2 separate regions of the Homo sapiens genome follow, and region 1 is linked to region 2. Evidence: chromatin contacts called from ENCODE Hi-C data. All regions are on one chromosome and are shown on one strand. Each heading gives the region's core, a stretch centred on a gene start or an enhancer-like site at or near the end of the contact. The rest is flanking DNA. Distances are from core to core; before and after follow the strand shown. Region 1 holds the start of FRY-AS1 (FRY antisense RNA 1). Region 2 holds the start of RFC3 (replication factor C subunit 3).

Evidence for each region. Hi-C counts contacts between places; a loop is a spot of excess contacts on that map. Pooled maps may share reads with other maps.
Region 1: a loop to region 2 is called in a pooled map, with 3 times the contacts of the local background. The contact joins the promoter of FRY-AS1 here to the promoter of RFC3 in region 2. A Hi-C loop is called at or near these places in 4 of 50 pooled maps.

The regions. Positions count from the first base shown.
Region 1 is chr13:32,027,234-32,034,428 of GRCh38, reverse strand. FRY-AS1 (FRY antisense RNA 1) reads left to right here and starts at 2,790. Exons shown (of 4, transcript NR_103839.1): 1 at 2,790-2,978; 2 at 6,763-6,854; 3 at 7,176-7,195. It overlaps FRY (FRY microtubule binding protein), which reads right to left and starts at 2,655. Exons shown (of 61, transcript NM_023037.3): 1 at 2,564-2,655. The coding sequence starts at 2,633.
Region 2 is chr13:33,813,196-33,819,890 of GRCh38, reverse strand. RFC3 (replication factor C subunit 3) reads right to left here and starts at 1,742. Exons shown (of 9, transcript NM_002915.4): 1 at 1,626-1,742. The coding sequence starts at 1,712.

The sequences.
Region 1 (7,195 bases), core at 1,541-4,040, 1.8 Mb after region 2:
CGTGCCGATAAAGAGGAGAACACCAAAATGAACATCGAATGAAAGCTAGTACATCTCACTAGCCAGCGACTGATCTATTTATTGGCCTGTGAATTCTTTGGAGGGGACTAATATATATATAATTACATTTTCCCCACAATGTGCCATTTAAAAAAATATGGAAAGCTTTACCTGGAAACGCTTATGGAATTACCTTTCTTCTAACACCTTGCAAAACAGCCAGTCATAGTTATAGAGTTTGTTTTATTGCTTTTTAATTACTGCACTTTTGTAAATAAGCACCACCATATAATTAAGAGGCTGAGTCTCCATTCAGGTATGTGGGCAGACATCCTCACCTCTCAAACTTGTGAGGCCAGGCATGCGCGTGCAGGTGCATGCAGGTGCAATTAGCCGCTTGCCTCATGGTGCATCCTCTCAGCCAAGGTTACACTGAGTATGTTGAGCCTTAGGGCTTCTGTTTCTACTTTGCCTTCTACACAGACAAATTCCTTTCTCTCTTTGCTGCTCAAAATATGTAAAACTTAGCAATGAGAACTATGCTAGATTGTAAGCAGGTTAGTGTTGTAACAAGCTTAAAGAAGATAAACAAAGTATATTTCCTCTTCCTCTTTCAAGAAAGGACTGAAAAACATTCTCCCCCTCAAAAGAATGCTGGAAAGCCACCAACTTCACTACTCTGAAATAAAAAAATTAATATAGTGGGCAGGGACTGTGTCTTATTCACCTTGTGTAGCCCCACAGCCTGGCACATAGTAGGTATTCAATAAATATTTGCTGAATGAATTGGAAGAATTCAAAATTGTATCACAGATATTCTCAAAGTAGAAATGAACAGTCATTTTGAATCATTTCCTGAAGTATGTATGTGGGGAGAGGAGTTTAGGAAGGGTGGAGAGAATATATACTTTATCTAGAGTGATTTGAAAATAGACAAGGGGAGAGAAATTTTTAAAAGAAATCCCATTGGCCTCAGTATTGTCACAACATAATTTTCTATTTAATGATGCAATGACAAAAATTGATGGAAGAAAACAGTCTGGTCTTGGAATAATCAAATATGTTTAAAAACCACGTACTGATGTCAACTCAAAAGTGAGTTTTTTCAGTTATTGGAAAACTGCTCCATAAAGAACACTGTATGTCAAATTCTTTTCATTAATCAAAGAGCAGATAGACAAAGGAAGATTCATCCTTGAGTGTAAAGTATTATAAAAATAATGAGTCCAAGTTAAATGATTTATAGCTATGACAAGTAAAGAATGCTGTTTGGGCAACAGTATTACTCCCAAATGGCTTCCCACTTGTAGAAAAACAGCTTCAGACAAGCCCCATAGTGTATACAGTGGTGCAAAATGACCTGGAAAAAATGGTTTCTATGGATATCATTTAGAGATGCACATCCCTGAATACCTTAAGGCTGAAGGTACTTTAGCTCTTTTCCTCAAAGCAATTGCAGCACAGGTTCTCCTGCCCAGGTTTTGTTTATATAAGAACAATCTTGGCCACAGGTCATTTGTGTAGGAGACAATTAATCACTAGCTCTTTGAGCACAGGTAGGTTAATCAGTATGCACATAATACAATATTAAAATTTTCACGGGGAAAAAATTTTTTTATTTAAAACAATAAAGCATCAGTAATACCTGCTGATCTTTTATCCAAAGCAAGTACAAAGGCTGTTAGTGAAATAGAGAAGACTTTCTTTTTAAACAGTTCGGAAAATACAAGGCATCATTGATCACCTGAAGGCCTCATTTTAATTTGATTCCAGATCCACGGCAGCTTAGAGGTTGTCTTTTTGAAATAGCGTATTGCTAAAATCCTTATGTAGGTCAGAAATGGAACTTCAGGAGCCATCATATTCTGCTATCCTAATAAATAATTAGGGTCAGAACCTCACTTGTTTATGTTTCAAAAAAGCACAATATTTGGACTATAGCAAACATCAGGATTTTTAAAAATTCAAATATTAAATGGCATTCAGAACATCATCCACATGGAAGAGGGAGAGATGAAATAAATCTGCAGATGCCTCTATATACAAAAAGGATGTCCTAGGTTTTGGACTATTAAATACTTTTCTTTCTTCAGACAATACCCTAAAAAAACAATTACAAAGTACTCTGAAACCCTGCCACACCCCTTTGATTAAATCACACTTCACAAAATATTTAGAGAAAGCCTGAACAAATCAAATAAACATCAAGGCAGGAAATGCAGCCAGGAATGCCTGATCCTGAGCTCCCCCAGAGTCTGAAGGGCTGCCTCACTTGAAAATTTAATCAAACACAATCTACTGTAATTCCATTGCAGCCTTTGCACTTAAGGAAAGCTAGTTCAGTCTCTGACATTTTGATTTTCACAGCAGATGGGAGCAAAAAAAGAAAGAAAGAAAGAAAGAAAAAGAAAGAAAGAAAGAAAGAAAGAGAAAAGAAAAGAAAAGAAAAAAAGAAAAACTTCCGCGGCTCACAAACATATGTGTCCAGTTGAGATTTTCTGTCTCCAGCCTTATGCAACATCCAGCAAACAAACAAACAAAAAGGTTATTTTCTATTACTCACTATTACTCCAGGATTTCAGTAAATATTTGATACTGATCTCAAAGAAGCCCGAATCCTGCTGGCTGGCCATGTCTGCGGCATACAAAGAGGCTGGGAGGACGGGCAGCGGCCGGGAGCAGGTACCGGGCGTGATGCGCCTGTCACAGGTTGTGATGTCAGCGCGGGGTCAGGCGCCCAGAGGCAGCTCTGCGGATCCACCTCCGGCTCCGGCCGGGAGTGCTCATCTAAAGGACACGGCGGAGCAGAGAGAGATGCTCGGCCGCTCCTCCTCCTCCGGGTCCAGGACTTGCTTCTTATTTGCTGGACGCTGATCTCCCTGCAGCCCTCGGAGGCGGCGGCCGCGCTGCTTTCATTTCGGGGCTGTCATCACCAGAAACGCCGGCTGCCGGCCGCCCACCAGCTCGGCTCCAGCCAGGTACGCAACCGAGGAAGACCCCACCTGAACTGGGATCGGCTTTCTTCTGGGAGGGAGGGTTTCTAGGCCGGCCTCCCTGACGCGGTGCAGGCAGCCTCCGGCCCACACGGCCGCCGCGGGGCTAAGGGATGGGCCGGGAGCGCCGCCCCCTGCCCCTGCCCACTGTCTCAACCTGAGCCGCGGCTCAGTCTCCGCCTAGGCTGCGGGAGGAATTTCCCAGCTTCTGCGGATCCTCTCTCTTCAGCAAGGCTTCCCGTGAGCGGCCCGGGTGTGCTCTGGCTGCTGCTTCCCCTTGTGTCTGTCCCTGAAATAAACACAACTGCAGCACGCTGCGGTAAGCAAAGCTGCAGCCTTGCATCTGGTTGCAGCGACGTTTTGAAAAACCCCATCCGTCAGCCTCGTTGCAGTAAAGAGACTCAACAAGAGGACGCTTGTCTGGGCTTTTTCTTCCCTGCCTTCCACACGCATGGTGGTATCTGCATTTTTACTTTTCCCTCCCAGAAATGCAGTCTTTTCAAGGGGCATCGGAGCCCGAACGTGTGCACTCTAAGGGGACAGTACACACTGCTTAGTTGGCTTGTTTTTGTAATGTCACACACTCCACAATGGATCTTATTCTCAAACCTCTCATTTCTAAGACTCACTAAGCCCAGTGAAGCTTATTTTATTTGTATGAAAAGGATAAGAAGCAAAAGCATTAGATTCCTTGCTCTACAATGGCTCTTGATTTCATGAATTCTTGATATCAGGTGTCCTGATTTTGGTTAGCTTTGTTTCACATTATCATTTAGCTTGACCAGGGGATTAAATAAGAGTATTATATTTTAATAATGACAGGTTATGTTGGAAGAGGTGGGATTTGGCCAACTATCTCATAAACCACAGGATCCTTCCCAAGTCCCAGTACATTCATGATTAATGTTGTCTAAAAAACAGAAAAAAGTAATAAACCATGTTAATAAGTATTTAACATAGCAAATGTTGGGCTAACTCCCCAAATCAACACACAAACAGGACTTCCTAGATTAACAGTTCATTTTAAAAATGGAAGGGAAAGACTACAATGTACTTTTATTGTTAGGACAAAGAATTTTTAAAATTCAACACTAAATAAAACTTCTAGAACTATGTTCTGAAAGGCCCTAAGATACTTCATCAATACAATTAGTTTTTCAAACTCATTACACTTACCCAAATGGCAAGCACTCAATCACTCAGATTTCCAACTCCACTTATACACTTTATTCTGATGAAATCTCTCACCAGATTGACTTCTTTTTAATTCATGTGCATACTAGAGTTGCTGAACTGATTTTATCACTTGTACTTTGAATGTATGGATTCTAGGTAAAATAAGACCCAAAGGTTTTACCTTGAAACAATTATTATATCTGAAAATAAATTTCATACCTACGCCCATCTGATGCTTGCCAAGACTCAGATGGCAGTGAATGAACAGGTAGGCTGCACAGTGCCCTGCGATTAACGATGGCATGGGCTCTCAAGGCAGGGCCCCATGTTCGCTCCTGGCACCAGCCCTTACTAGCTTTGAGCCCCAAAGTAAGCTATTAACTTTGCTAAGCCTTCGTTTCCTCATCTGTAAAATGGGGTTGTACCTTCTTCCTATAGTTGTTGGAAACAATAAATAACACTATGTATGAAAGGGGCTCAGCATAGTATCTTGCCCATAGTTAACACTTCATTAAATTTTAGCTACATTGATTTTTTTTTTTTTTTTTTTTTTGAGACAATCTCACTCTGTCGCCTGGGCTGGAATGCAGTGGTGCAATCTTGGCTCACTGCAACCTCTGCCTCCCGGGTTCAAGCGATTCTCCTGCCTCAGCCTTCTGAGTAGCTGGGGTGACAGGCATGCGCCACCATGCCCGGCTAATTTTTGTATTTTTAGTAGAAATAGGGTTTCACAGTGTTGGCTGGGGTGATCTTGAACTCCTGACCTCAGGTGATCCACCTGCCTTGGTCTCCCAAAGTACAGACATGAGCCACTGCGCCTGGCCCATTCATTCTTATTATGAATCCTTAGTGACTCTAGAATAGAACTTTTTTTTAAAAAGCTAAATACTTTTTTTTCTTTACTCTTTATGTGGTTTAAAAGATATATTACTTTTGAACACCAGTGGTAACTATTTGGGGAGAGCAAGTTGGAGACATTTAAAATCAGTTGCAATAAGCAAACATGCTATTGTATATTGTTACTCAAATATATAGAGATTCTCTCTGTTGACTTTATTTTAAAAAATTTTTAACTGGCTTTTTAAAGTTTTCAATACTTAAATACATAAGTTTTCAGTATTTAACTACTATAAACATACTAACTTGCTGAGAATGCCACTCATATATATTTCAAGGGAAACGGTCATAAAAATGTAAATGCTACTTAGAAAATAATGTTTTCAATGCCATCTAGCTTTCACTGTGAAGAGTGAATCAGCATCTAAGAGCCCAGTTTCTGTCTCTTAGAACCTGAAATCTTGTCCAGTGTATGCTTTTTCTTCATTCGAGTACCTTTAAAGAGGACATATATTGTAAAAGAACAGAAAAGGGCTTTTGTTTTGTTGAAAGGCCTGCAAATCAAATAGAATGACACCCGCTGCAAGCTGAGTTGAAACATTTATCCTTTTGTCTTCTCTCTCTCTGGGGGGGCATAAAAAAATTAGTCAGAAGAGGCACCTGGACAGAGGTACTTTAAAATGCAACAGTAAAATCTGAATGTGTTCCTGGCTTGCTAGTGACTTCAGTTATGATTTAAGAGGACCTAAAGCTATCTCAGCTTTCATACCTGTAAAAATGAGGGATCCTTCCTTAAAAATATTAGGAGAACATACAATGAATTGTCAAGCATGGAATTAGGCATAGATGTTGGGGACTGAGTGAAAGATAACAGGAAAAGTGGAAGGCCTTAGAAAATGGTATCAAAGAGTGGGGAAAAAGTCGGAAAGTGGCCTGACACAAGTGATGACACTAAATGACACCATCTACATTTGTTGAATATAAATATTGTAGTTAAAAAAATATATATTTTTATATTTAATACTCACCTCAAACCTATGAAGTAAGTACTATTATTAGTCCCATTTTACAGATGAGAAAATTGAGGCTTAAGGAGGCATAAAATAAGGTCAAACTCATATAGCTAGTAAAATTTAGGTCTATTTTAGACCCTGAGTCACTTGTCATAACTTTGTTATTTATTTATTTTTTTAAAAATCACAAGCAAGGTGAGAATCATGGTTACCAAGTTCTTTAGAGAAAGCTCAGGAAGAGGCTGGGCACAGTGGCTCATGGCTGTAATCCCAGCATTTTAGAAGGCCAAGGCGGGTGGATCACTTGAGGTCAGGAGTTCAGGACCAGCCTGGCCAACATGGCGAAACGCCATCTCTACTAAAAATACAAAAATTGGCTGGGCGTGGTGGCACCCGCCTGTAATCCCAGCTACTTGGGAGGCTGAGGCAGGAGAATCACTTGAACCCAGGAGGCGGAGGTTGCAGTGAGCCTAGATTCTGTCACTGCACTCCAGCCTGGGCAACAGAGCAAGACTCCATCTCAAAAAATAAAAATAAATAAATAAATAAAAGTTCAGGAAAGATGCTAAGGTACTCCCTAACACAGCAGAGGCGCTTCAGGTCCCACTGACTCTCCCAGCCTATTCACTGTCTTCCTGCCTGGCTTTGTCCTGGGTGATGTATTCCCTGGGGACTGTAACCAATTCCAAGAAACCAAGAGAAGAATGCCTTTATTTTTTACATTAATTTGATTCATTATACAGGCAGTGGTCTCTACAAGGATGTCTGACCTAGAGTGGAGATGGGGTGACTGAGGATGGAAATCTAGTCTGAACTCCACTCTCCAATTTGGCAGGTACAGAGGTGGCAGTGGGCTGCTTCTACCCTGGCATGGGTCTGCATCAGCCCAGGACTCAATCCAGAGGAAGGGGTGCCTATTTTTTTTTTTTTATCAAGATACCACATGGGCTGGTGGTAGCTCTGGGTGGTCAATGGGAAGGAGGTGGTCAGAAGGAGTGACCTATTGGTCACCTATGTACCTATGTCCTAGCAAGCCATGTAGCAGAGTGGGATGAGGGTGGTAAAGGATACAGAGACTATATCTCATAATCCATGGCATTTACTCTCCTCCTGTCTTGATCCCAATTATAACCATCTGTCCCGTCTCTCCCTCCAGAAGACCTGTGTCTTACTCAG
Region 2 (6,695 bases), core at 493-2,992:
CAACTTCAATCTAATCAAAAATAAGGGTTATGCTTTAAATGTTTCATAGTTTGATTAAGCTGCAAATAAAAGAGTAAACAGGTGAACATTTCTTAAAAGCAAATTTAACACATAAGACCATTATATTAAATTCATGTCCAAAATATACATTCCAAATTCTGTACAACAAAATGTGGCCACAGAAAATAAAATGTATTCTATCACTAGGAAAACTGAAGACAAAGCTATTGACGGAAAATGTAATTTGTCTATAAATGATGGATACTGCAGTAATCAATTTATTTTAAATTAGTATACATGCAGTATCAATAAAGAGACCAAAAAAAAACCTTCAATGTCACAACACTATCAACTAGTCTAATGATTTTTACGTGTACAATCTTTTCTTATTATTTCTTATTTTTAAGACGCACTTAATTAAATAGTATCTGTAAATCTAAGAAAGGTCGGAAGGGAAAACCAGGGTATTGGGCAAAAACGTTTCCATCAGCATCATATATTAATTTGAGTTCCTTAAAAGGAGTGGATAAATGTCTTCCACAGACACTTTATTCTCCTAAAGATCCTTCTTTACTCTCTACTCCCTGGAAGATTCAGTTCGTTCTCACAAAATATTGCCATTGGGCACTTTTATCAACTACAACAGACAAAGAGGCATCAGGATAGAGGGGAGAGGATCTTTCACAAAGCTCTAATCTCAGCCACGCACGGTGGCCCACGCCTGTAATCCCAGCACTTTGGGAGGCCGAGGCAGGCGGATCACCTGAGGTCAGGAGTTCGAGACCAGCCTGGCCAACGTGGTGAAACCCCGTCTCTACTGAAAAATACAAAAATTAGCTGTGCGTGGTGGCGGGCGCCTGTAATCCCAGCTACTCGGGAGGCTGAGGCAGGAGAATCGCTTGAACCCGTGAGGCGGAGGTTGCAGTGAGCCGAGACCGCGCCATTGCATTCCAGCCTGGGCGACAACAGCTAAACTCCGTCTCAAAAAAAAAAAAAAAAAAAAAAAAAACTAATCTCAGGAACGTCCTAATACAATTTATTTGAGAATTAGAAACGATCTTTGGAGTAAATACATATTTACAACACTTTACTTGTAAATGACAATGACATCGAGAAATCTTAAGCCAGCTAGAAAGTAAATCACATGGTGTCATCTCCGCTCAAAATGCTCCAACGGCTTCTCGTCTTATTCTGAGACTGACTGGGTCTGCACTCCAACTCCATCCCAACACATACACCCATCTCCGATTACCCTTCCCGCTGGTTCACCACTATCGGCTACGCCGGCCTCCTGAGGTTCTTAGAACATGCCGTGCACATCCCTGCCCGGGAATTTTGCACTTGCTGTCCCCTCTTACCTGTTCCACTCTTTGCTCGGATTTCTGTATTTATGACTTTTCAATTTCCTTCAAGTCTCGGCTCAGATGCCACTTCTCAGTGGAGCTTTTCTTGTTTAAAAATACAAGCCAGCCTCCCACACCTCTTCCCCCTTCCCTGTGTTATTTTTCTCCATAGCACTTATCACCTTCCAATGCGGGCGGGAGAAGCACTGCTCCTCAGGGGGGCGCGAAACCCCGAGCCGGGGGGCCTCCCCTCTCCCACGCTCCCGGCCCCCGCAGACTCACCAGGTTCCGCAGCTGGGCCGCCTGCTCCTTGTGATAGTCCAGCCGTCCCAAGGAGCAGGGCCGATACTTGTCCACCCAGAGGCTCATGGCAGCTCGAGTTCCCGGGGGCCTACGCTTGAAAATCCCGCGCGAGCGCGCGTCCTCCCCACAACGCAGAGACAAGTTTTCCCGCGAGCTCCAAATCTCGTGACGTCACTACCGGTCGCGGCCGCGTAAATGATTTTGGACGGAAAGGCTACGGGGGCCGTGTGCAGACAAAATCAGCTGCCGCGTCGATGCCCTCTAGTTCTGAAGTTCACTGCTTTATTTATTTTCTCTTTGTTCGCACCGTCTATTATATTCTAGAAATTATCAAGCGGAATTGAAAATGTGGTTCTGACCCTTTTGGCGTCACATCCAGATACCTCAGAGAAGACCGTTCCTTTCATTTATTCATTCTTTCATTCACTTAATTCATTCAACAAAAATTTACTAAATATCTGCTAGGTGTGGAACTCTGTCCTCGGCACTAGAATATATACATCTCAGGGTTTCACTCACTTGGCAGGTACCCAGTAAAGCTTCATTGGATGAATCGCTTGAAAATGTCTGATCTTCACTATCCTTTGTTACCTCTATTCCTCAATATTCTTATTGGATTAGAAACAAAAGAATCAAGAGCATGGAAAAACTACCCAAATGTGGTCTGTAGGGGAGAAGACACGAGGTTAATATGCATTCTAAGTCTAGAATATTTGAAAGCCCTCCAATTAAAATGTGTAGAAGCATCTGAACCCCTCAGAAAAATATTCTGCATATGAAGTTGATATGCAACTTTTGAAGTTCTCTTCAAATAGTGCCTCTCAAAATGCACTTTACTCATTGTACATAATATTAATTCCTTATTTAATTTATGCTTTTATTTTATGTATTATTAAGAACCCTAAGTCCTGCCATTTGATTGCAAGGTCTTACAGGCAGGAAATGATTTCCAAATATACTTAATAACCTTTCACCAAGGTGCCTCTTACTCATTTATTAATCAATAATTTATCATGTTCTTCTATGAATCGTCATATTACATGAATTACTCCTGCAGGTAAGGTATTATCCACACCACCAAGTATAAGATTTAATCCCTGTTCTCGAGAAACTTTCTATAATAAGCCTGGAAGGCTTCTGCCTCAGGGCCTTTGCAATTACTGTTTCCTCTTCCTGGACTATGTTTCTCCAGTCAGCAGAGTTGGGTCCCTCATTTCCTTCAGGATGTTGGCTCAAGTATTATCTCCTCACTGAGGCTTCCCTGACCACCCTATTTAATATTGCAAAAAAGCTTCATCTTCTTTATGCTTCTCTCCTTTGGAATTGAAATGGAGGAAGTGTTTGAAATGAGAAGGTAAAGGAAATCAGAAGCAGGGATACTGAATTGTGGTCTATGTGTATATCATAATCATAATGAATGATAATGGAAATAAGTACTGAGAGGAATAAAGAGAAGAACCAAGTGCTAGAATGATCAATAATTTGGCAAGAGTGACCACAGGCATGACAGACAACTTCAATAAGGAGCAGTGGTTGATGGTCTCTACCGTGAAGACATGTCTCTACCATTGAAGCACATGAAGACATGTGCTTCAATATTGTTGGGGGTTCTGAGGAAGGAGAAATAGTGTGGTGACCCAGGAAGTCCAGTTAAATTTGAATTTCAGAAGCTTTTTCATATGTCTATGGCAAAATTTATTACAAATGATTTTTTTTCTCATATAAGTATGTCCCTGGCAATATTTGAAATTGTAATAAATATTGCCAGGGACATACTTATATGAGAAAAAAAATCAGCCTTTATCTGAAATTCAAATGTAACCAGGGCCCTGTATTTATCTAGCAATTTTACTCCAGACTCTTGAATATATAGGATATGAGAAATTGCTACAGAGGAAGTAAAGTCCTCGGGGTTGGTAAACTACAGCTGCAATCACTTTAATGTTTAATGACTCTGGCCCTCAGGTATCTTAGCTCTTTTTTTTTTTCTTGAGATGGAGTCCCAGTCTGTCTCCCAGGCTGGAGTGCAGTGATGCGATCTCGGCTCACTGCAACCTCCACCTCCTGGGTTCAAGCGATCCTCCCACCTCAGCCTCCCATGTAGCTAGGGTTACAGTTGTGCACCACCACGCCCAGCTAATTTTTTGTATTTTTAGTAGAGACAGGGTTTTACCATGTTGACCAGGCTGGTCTCGAACTCCTGAGCTCAGGCAAGCCAGCTGCCTCGGCCTCCCAAAGTGCTGGGATTACAGTAGCGAGCCACCACGCCCGGCAATCATATAGTAATTGTAAGTTTAATTTTTTGAGTAACTGCCATACCGTTTTCCACAGTGGCTGCACCACTTTACATTCCCATGAGCAATGCAAAAAGATTCCAATTTCTCCACATCTTCACCAACCAACAACCTTTTTAAATTTTAGTCATTCTGGCAGGTTTACAGAGAAATCTCATTATGATTTTAATTTCCCTAATGATAAATGATGTTGAGCATCTTATTAATTATTAGAATATTCTTTTGTAAAGTGACTATTCAAATATTTTGCCTATTTTTATTAGATTGTTTGTCTTTTTCTTATTAATTTCTTTCCTTTTCATGCATGTATTTTAAATAATCTTTTTCCTACATGTGGCTTGGCTTTAATCTCTGTTAATGGTGTCTTTTGATAAATAGTTCTTAAGTTAAATATAGTTCAGCTTGTACTGTTTTACAAAATCTTTACCTACTCCAAAGTCTTGAAGATGTTCTTCTGTGAGTTTTTCTTCAAGTTTTATGGTTTTGCTCTCACATTTAGATTTTAAATCCACTGGAATTTTTTTTTTGTATGCCTCCATACAAAAAAAAAAGTCTAAAAGGTCAAGGTACATTTTTTTCCATGTGGATATCCAGTTACACCAGCAGTGTTTATTAAAAAGACCTTTATTCACTGTACTGTAGGGTCACCTTGTCATAAATCATGTGACCTTGTATGTGTGGATTTGTTGCCGAACTCCCTGTTTTGTTCCATCAATCTATTTGTCTATCTATGCACAGGTACCAGACTGTCTTGATTACTATAGCCTTATAATAGGTCTTGGTTTCTGGTAGTTTGACTTCTATTCTTATTCAAGATTATCTTTGCCAGTTTTTGTCCTCTGCATTTTCATATAAATGTTAGAATCAGCTTGTTAATGTTGCAGAAATCTTGGCTGAGTTTCTGTTTGGTATGGCTAGTTACAGGGAGTTAAGTCCATGTCTGAACTTTGTGGATTTCACCTTGTTGATCTTCAAAATCATAAAACATAAATTGTTCCACTTGAGCATATTACAAACCACCTATTTTACTGATGCTTTTATATACGCAACTACAATTCTAAAACCAAAAAAAAAACACTTTACTTTCTGTATGATTTAACTGTGATATATATTTAACACATCTTCAATTACCCTTGCTACCTTCTTAAAAGGTAATATGTTAAAACTGAAAATACTCATTCATAGGCATTTAAAAGGAAATTTTATTTTAAGTGAAATGGCATGAAAAAACAATTAAAACTTTAAAAACACAAAATGTGATTAAATATCCTAGGGGTAAAAAGATAGGGTCTTTATTCCTTCGGGGCTTTGTTTCTCTCATCGCTGATGTTATTATCATCTTGATGTTTGAAATATGACTAATCTATGGCCTGTGAGAGACAAACCTTGAACACGGGAGATCCCACAGTGGAGCAAAGTGAGAGGATGACCCAGGCGACAAAGACAGAACAAGCTTGGAAAACCACCAGTCCAGGCAGAAGCAGGAGGATTACTGTCTTCAAGAAGATAAAATTAATACCTGATATGCTTGCACATACTGAGATGAGATTTACTCCTATAGAAAAGAGTTTAGTAATAAATTAGCAAGGTGTGTGTTAAACACTAAGTCAAAGACAAAACAAGACAATTACTAATAGCAGAGTACATAAAAGGTACAGAGTTGTTCCTCCGTGTTAATGAGGAATTGATTCCAGAACCTCTACAGATCACCAAATCCATGGATGTTCAAATTCCTTATATAAAATGATGTAGTATCTGCATATAGTCTACACACATCATCTTGTATACTTTAAATTATCTCTAAATTACTTACAATAAGTAATGTAAAGAAAATGCTATGTAAATAGTTGTTATTGTTTTTTATTTGTATTATTTATTGTTGGTTTGTTATTTTTTGTTGTTGTTTTCTGAATATTTTCAATCTATGTTCGGTTGAATCTGTGGATGTGGAACTGGGATATATGGAGGGCTAACTACATAAGGAATAGATAATACATGAGAAAGGAAATTTTATAGCATTAAAATATGCTCAACTGTGAATAATATTTACATAATCCAAATAATGTAAACATTATGGGCTGGGCATGGTGGCTTACATCTGTAATCCTAGCACTTTGGGAGGCCAGGAATTTGAGACCAGCCTGACCAACATGGTGCAACCCTGTCTCTACTAAAAACACAAAAATTAGCCAGGCAAGGTGCCGTATGCCTGTAATTCCAGCTACTCAGGAGGCAGAGGCAGGAGTATCACTTGAACCCGGTGTATCACTTGAACCCGGTGGAGGTTGCAGTGAGCCGAGATCATGCCACTGCACTCCAGCCTGGGTGACAGAGCAAGACTCGGTTTCAAAAAAAAAAAAAAAATTGTGTATTTCCCTATGAAGAAATTATAATATAAAAATAGGGGGAAATGAGAGGAAAGGAAGTGTGTACAGTTGTGAGAATGGAATTGTATGAGAGGTGAGACCTCATCTCCACAGAAGGAAATTGACAGCTAAACAAGCAAAATCAAGAAGTAGTAGTATTAGCATGTTATTAAGAAACATGGAATTGATGCCAGAATACACATGTGTGCATGCACACACGCACATACACACGCACACAAAAAGAGTTGAAAGTGTTTTCTGGGCCGGGTGCAGTGGCTCACGCCTGTAATTCCAGCACTTTGTGAGGCCGAGGCAGGTGGATCACCTGAGGTCAGGAGTTCAAGACCAGCCTGGCCAACATGGTGAAACCCTGTCTCTACTAAGAATAA